Linked DNA regions of Mus musculus: region 1 is linked to region 2. A link is a loop called in an ENCODE intact Hi-C map of the cell type or tissue named here. Cell type or tissue: left cerebral cortex. All regions are shown on one strand. Links, peaks and the distances in the headings refer to the core of each region. The heading gives the core; the rest is flanking DNA.

What was found. Hi-C counts contacts between places; a loop is a spot of excess contacts. Peaks named below come from ENCODE experiments on the same cell type or tissue, not always from the same donor. Only the 100,000 strongest peaks of a DNase experiment are listed, where the experiment ranks them.
Region 1: a loop joins it to region 2, with 2.5 times the contacts of the local background. A loop is called at or near these places in 4 of 42 quality-filtered maps.

Annotation. Positions count from the first base shown.
Region 1 is chr4:140,142,789-140,145,697 of GRCm38, reverse strand. The region is part of intron 2 of Igsf21 (immunoglobulin superfamily, member 21); the gene reads left to right. Gm13029 (predicted gene 13029) reads right to left here and starts at 2,825. Exons shown (of 3, transcript NR_153821.1): 1 at 2,421-2,825; 2 at 2,058-2,217; 3 at 710-1,093. In left cerebral cortex, for the core only: CTCF peaks have their summits at 1,622 (motif pointing left) and 2,329 (motif pointing left); a DNase peak (open chromatin) is centred at 1,358.
Region 2 is chr4:140,248,077-140,250,985 of GRCm38, reverse strand. No RefSeq gene overlaps it. Among named protein-coding and RNA genes, the nearest start is that of Igsf21, 2.7 kb to the right of the region's middle. In left cerebral cortex, for the core only: a CTCF peak has its summit at 1,391; DNase peaks (open chromatin) are centred at 355, 1,449 and 1,779.

The DNA of each region.
Region 1 (2,909 bases), core at 184-2,683, 110 kb after region 2:
CAATGAGGCTCAGAGAAGTACACTAGCTGGCCCCTGGTCTCCCGTCCAGCAAGGTCCAGGTAGATCTAAACACTAGCCAGTCTGGTCATCTTGATGCAGGTCTCCAAGGTTTCTGGGCCATCCACTTCCACTCTAAAGACAGGAGGAGGATGCTGGCAGAGGAATAGACTGGGCCAGAGGCTTCAGGATGCTGTCATCAGCGCCTGGCTAGAGCCACCTGTCTGCAGAGGCACAGACCCATGAAGACATTGTCAACATCAAGCAAGGATGTGTGGGAGACACGGCACGGTTCACCTAGCCTGAGATGAGCACTCGGGGCGGAGAGGCAGCGGCAGTGTCCCCCTCCCCTCCCCATCCTTACAGAATCCTCCAAACTGAATGCTTCTTTAGAAAATGCTGGGTGAAACTGTCCAGAGGTGACTCCTTGTGGAGGCAAGACACACAGAGAGAGAAAGAGAGACCTCAGCCACCCTGGGGATGGAGGCAGGAGCCTGGGTCAACCAAGCCTGCTTGGGAGACAATTCAGCAGCTGACGCTGTGTTGCTGTTGCTGTTGTTGTTATTCTTCTGTAAGGTGGCAGAGTGACTCCGATGAGCGTAAACATGTATTGTGAAGCGGTGGTTCTTGGGGGATATGCTTTAACGGCTATAATAATCATCTTAATTGGCACATTAATTATACGAGAGCAGGTGCTTCCAAAATAATTGCGGATGTTGGAAAGCTGTTTATTTCCTTAAGTGGCTCACATGGTCCCCTTTAACCCTTGAATAGCAGACCACTCAAGGTACAACCTGGACAGGAGGGAAGCCCATCTCATCTGTCAGTGCAGAGCCTGGGTGATCCACCCCCCCGCCCCAAAATCCTCAGGTCACTCCTCAACCCTCCCGGTGGAGAAGAAGTGTCACCAGAGAGCTTGGGTTTTCACACGGAGGTCTTGTCCCAGCATGTACTCTGCTGAGACAGATAACGGAGCCTGGTGATAGAGAGGAATCCCCTAGCTTAGAGCCAGGACAGGTGTGGCATAGTGAGGGAAGAGCGGTGCAAAGGGTCTGAGGGCAGCCCACCTCAGCTTCATCCGGTGCTCAACGAGGGTCTGAAAGGGAAGGAAGGAGAAGTCTTGTGGGTCAGGGGACCTGTCCAGAATACATTATGTTCACCTGCCATGCTGTTGGGTTTGGACATAATCCATGAGGGGTGATCCAAGATGTTTAAGAGCAGCAGGCTTGCCACCATCCAATTTTATAAAGTTGCTGTCCTTGCACAGAAAGAATTGACAATATCTCCCGATTGGCACGGCCATCATGAAGCTTTGCATCCCCGCTCTGCCCACGCATCCCCCTTCTTTCCTCATCATAGCAAATGACATCACCACCCACAGATTTCCTCAGCCAGGACTCTTAAAATCTTTCCCGTCCTCTGAGTCTGTTGCCACTACTCATTCACATCTCCTCCTGTTAGTCAACTCTCAACACCTGCCAGGAGTCCATCTCTCCCCGAAGCCTTGGTCAACACTTGGAGCGGGCCACTCACTCACTGCACCCTTGTATCCTTGCCCAGCCTCCCTGTCCCCATCCACATCCCTGAGCAACCAGGGTGTCTTTGAGCATCTGTATCAGGACAGCGCCCTCCCCTGGAGTGGCTTGGTACTGCAGAATAAAACAAGAGGCCCACATGGGGGATCCTCGCATTATGCCAAAGCCCAGGAAGACGGGTGCTTGAGGAGTGCAGGGTTTTCAGCTTCACAGAAGGAAACCCTATGCCTGGGGCAGGCTGATCTGGAAGGAGAGAGAGCTTCAGAGTCTACCTTAATCAGTGAATAACAATTAGCTCCTCCCAGACTACCTTGCAACCCTACTGACCCATCCCTGTCCCCACCCTCTACCCCTACAAGCAGCCTCAGAAGCCCACAGTGCCCCTCATGGCACACTGGGGTCCCTGGAGAGGGAAGGAAACTGCTGATGTATGCAGGCCAGCCATCTAGGCAAACATTGTACTGACACTCGTCAGTTCTGGTAGGCTGTCTTTCAACTTTCTTAATTGTTATATAATTACATCACCTGCAAATAGCAATGACCTTCCTCTTCCTAATGCACGAAGAGGTAACAGGCCCCGGAGTGGCATCGTCTCCTAAGTCATCAACACTCAGATCCTGCAGCCAAGATGCTCAGATTCCAATTCACCCTCTTCTTAGACTTTCTGTGACTCTAGCAGGGTGGGCTGGAGAGACGGACAGACGGCTCAGTAGTCAAGAGTGCTTGCTGCTCCTACAGAGGACTTTCCCAAGGTTACCTGAAGCTCCAACACCAAGGGTTATAGCACCCTCTAGTGGCCTTCGAGAATACCAGCACTCACATGACATACACACATAAGCAAGCAAACAGGCAAATGAATACATGAGTGAATGAATAAATAAATCTTACTATTTAAGGTGGTTCGATGATACCCGACACAGGCTCACATAGCTGAATTCTTGGTCCCCAGTTGGTGGAACTGTTTGGGAAGGATTAGGAGGTGTGGTCTTGTTGGAGGAGGTGTGTCACTGGCTTTGAGGTTCCAGATATCAGTGCCATTCTCAGTGTCTCTGCCTCCTTCTTGTGGATCAAGATGTGAGCTCTCAGTTGTTCCTGTCGCCATGCCTTTGTTCTGCCATTGTGGTATCAGACCCTGAAACCAGAAACCCTGTTCAATGTGATCTTCATGGTGTTATAGCGATAGAAAAGTCAGTGACCCGCTATGTAAGCAGTATTTTTTACTTACTGAATTTGTCGTCATTTCTTAATTCATTCCATTGTCTGAAACTTTCAGAATTCTTGCAAAAAAAAAAACTTCTCCTGGGTTTCATTATTTAACTAATATTTATTTACCACTGATTTCTGATAAATCCTTTTTTTTATCATGCGTGGGAAGGC
Region 2 (2,909 bases), core at 126-2,625:
CAGGTAGAGTCTACTCCACAGGGCTGTGCAGAGCTTGATTAACTAGTACAAGCAAAGCATCCAAACAAGCAGGCTGCGTTTAGCTAGTGACACATGTCATCAGTCAGCGGTGGTCATTCTATTTGCTACTGTTGTCACCTGTCCGCTATTGTCACAGACACCTGGGGACATAGATGTTAATAAGAATTGATAAGAAGAGGGGTGATAAGCAAAGGCAGATTCCCATCCAACAAAGCTACTGTGCTCCTGTGAGCTGAGAGGAAACTACTGGCATTCTCCAAGTAGACTTAGCCATGAAACCCTCTTTTGAGGAATTTTCATTACAAGCTCACAAATGGTCTCTGTGTGAGACCCAGTGTGGGGAACCCTGGCCTCCAACTCCCTCATCTGGGTGAATGATACCTAGCACCCCTGTGCGTGTCCTGTGAGGAGATTACCACCTCAGCCCGTGGCGTCCTTTTCTAGGGGAATATGTGGAATCTTGACAATGTAGGTGGGCCAAGTCTGTTAAGGAGGAGATGTAAGGCTTAATTCCAAGTGGCTGGCTCGCAATCGGTTTGGGTATTGCCATCATTTCTGGTTGTGTTTAATTTAGATAAACGGGTCCTGCGTGGGATGTATGCCGGTGGTGTTGATTGCCAGCATAAAGAGAAGCAAGAGAGAGAGAGAGAGAGAGAGAGAGAGAGAGAGAGAGAGAGAGAGAAGCCTGTACCTGGTCCCTATGCCCGTACCTGGTCCCTATGTTCAGAATCTTCTGCCTTACCCTATCTTCACGATTCACCTGGCATCTCTGCAACTTAGTTTCCTTATCTGTAAGTCATGTGTACACAAAGTTGCCATGGAGGACTTCCGTGATGATTAGATGGGAGCCAATAAATGGACACAATGGACTCATGAAAGTTGTCCATCTGGCATGTGTGTGTACTCACACACGAGCCCCTGTGTATGTATGCATGTGGATCCCTGTGGGGTTATTGCAGGTGGCCAAGGAAAGCATGCAAAAGCTCTAGCCTTGAAGTGGATCCTGCATTCAAACCTGAGTCCATCACTAGCTGTTCCCCTGGAAAAGTTGCTGCTTACCTCTCTGTTTCTCATCCATCTCATCTTTAAAATAGGAGTCATGCCGCACACACTGATCTGCTACTGTTTCACAAGCTGAAGTCTCTGACAGCACCCAGCGCACAGAGGCAGGTCCTCATATTCTCTACTCCACCAAGTAGCTCTCCCCAAACCTACAAAGCCCACCCTCTGGAAACAAGGCTGTGAGAGCCAGTGGTACCCTGTCCCTGGAGAAGAGAACTTAAAACTCCATCGTGACCTCCGGGTGTCCATCCCTGGAGCAAGGCGGAGAAGGTTGCTTTTGTGTTAGCACCCTCTGTCGGGAGAGCCCGTGTCAGCACCAAGGACAGAGGATTAGGACCTGCTCACTCTTGCGGGCGGGCAGGCAGATAGCTGCACCTTGGCTGCCTAGAGGCTCACGGTTCCTACTGGACCTGAGCCCAAGAGAGAGGCGTGGTTCACTGTGACTCGAGAGTCTGAGTGCCAGGAGAGCAAACTGCAAGCACCGCCTCTGGCGGGCAGCAGTAGACATAAACTAAATGAAAAGCTTGTGGCTGCCCTGGGTGACTTCTCCTTTGCCTTAGTTTCCCAGAGCCCCCTGTTAACTGACTGTGCTTCCGAGTCACCTTTCTATGCAGCAGAAGAAAGGACTCCAGTGCTGTGGTTTATGGAGCCGAAGGGGCGGGGCTTTTGGCCGAGCTGGGAGGCGGGCTGTTGCTATTATCATTACCATATGGTAATAGGCGTGCTTTGGCAGCCTGGCCCTTCCAAGGGAAACCAACTCTGCACCAGGGCGGAGTAGCGTCACAATCCTGGATCTCTGAGAAGGTTCGTGGCTACAGCTTGCCTCTGAGCACCCACCGAGTACCAGCTTGAGCTCAGAGCTAAGGAACAAACCAACCAGTTATCCAACCTCATTCAGCCTTACATTCATTTTTCCATCCATCCAATACTCAGTGAAGACCTACTATGTGCCACGGGCCAGGGTGAACAGTACTTTCTCCACAGGGTAATGTTCAAGGACAGGGTGGATAGTGAAGATGATTTGGGAATAAAGGTGGGTCCATTAAGGTATAAAAAACTCCAGGCCCAAGATACTCAGCCGTGAAACCAGACTTCCCTGGTTTCAAACTTCTTTTCTCCTTTCCACCCTCTCCACTGACGCCATTCTTAGAGGACTCCGTGGAGACAATACCTTGGCCCTCTTTCCCAGCTGGTTAAGCTTGGGACTGATGGGTAGTTTCACCAATGACCTGCTCCTTTCAGCTCCTCCCCCAAGGACAGTGGTAGGTGGGTGCGGCCGGGAAGCCACGCCCACTTGGCCTTCTGAAGAACTCTTGCCTGTCCTCCTTCACCTGGCTCCATCCTGTTGCACCTAGACTCCAAGAGCATGGAAGGCCACACAGCAATGCATGCATTTCCTGTAAGCCTAGCCCAGCCCGGGAGGGGGGGCGGGGGGGCATCTGGGCTTGGAGCTCCTCAGCCAGGGAACCTCTCACACCGAGGGCTTAGAATCCTGGATAGCTTTTTCCTAAGCCAGAAGCAGAGAGGTGGGAGGGAGAGACTGGCAGGATCAGACAGGCAAGGGTTGTGCTCTTCCCTTGGCTTGCTTAGCGGGGGGTGGGTGGGGGGGAAGCTTTTTTTGGAGGGGAGGGGAGATGCCCTCAAGCTCACCCCTCAGTAGCTTGGGGAAGATGAGACTTGGAGGCGTAGCAAGGGGGAGTGGAGAACAGCCAGGGAAAGGATAAAGGCCCAAGACTCCAGTGTTCAAGCCAGATCCAGCCCAATCAGTCTAGCAACCAATTAGTCTGATTCAAAAAAAAAATACCCACGGAGGGACAAACTGTAAT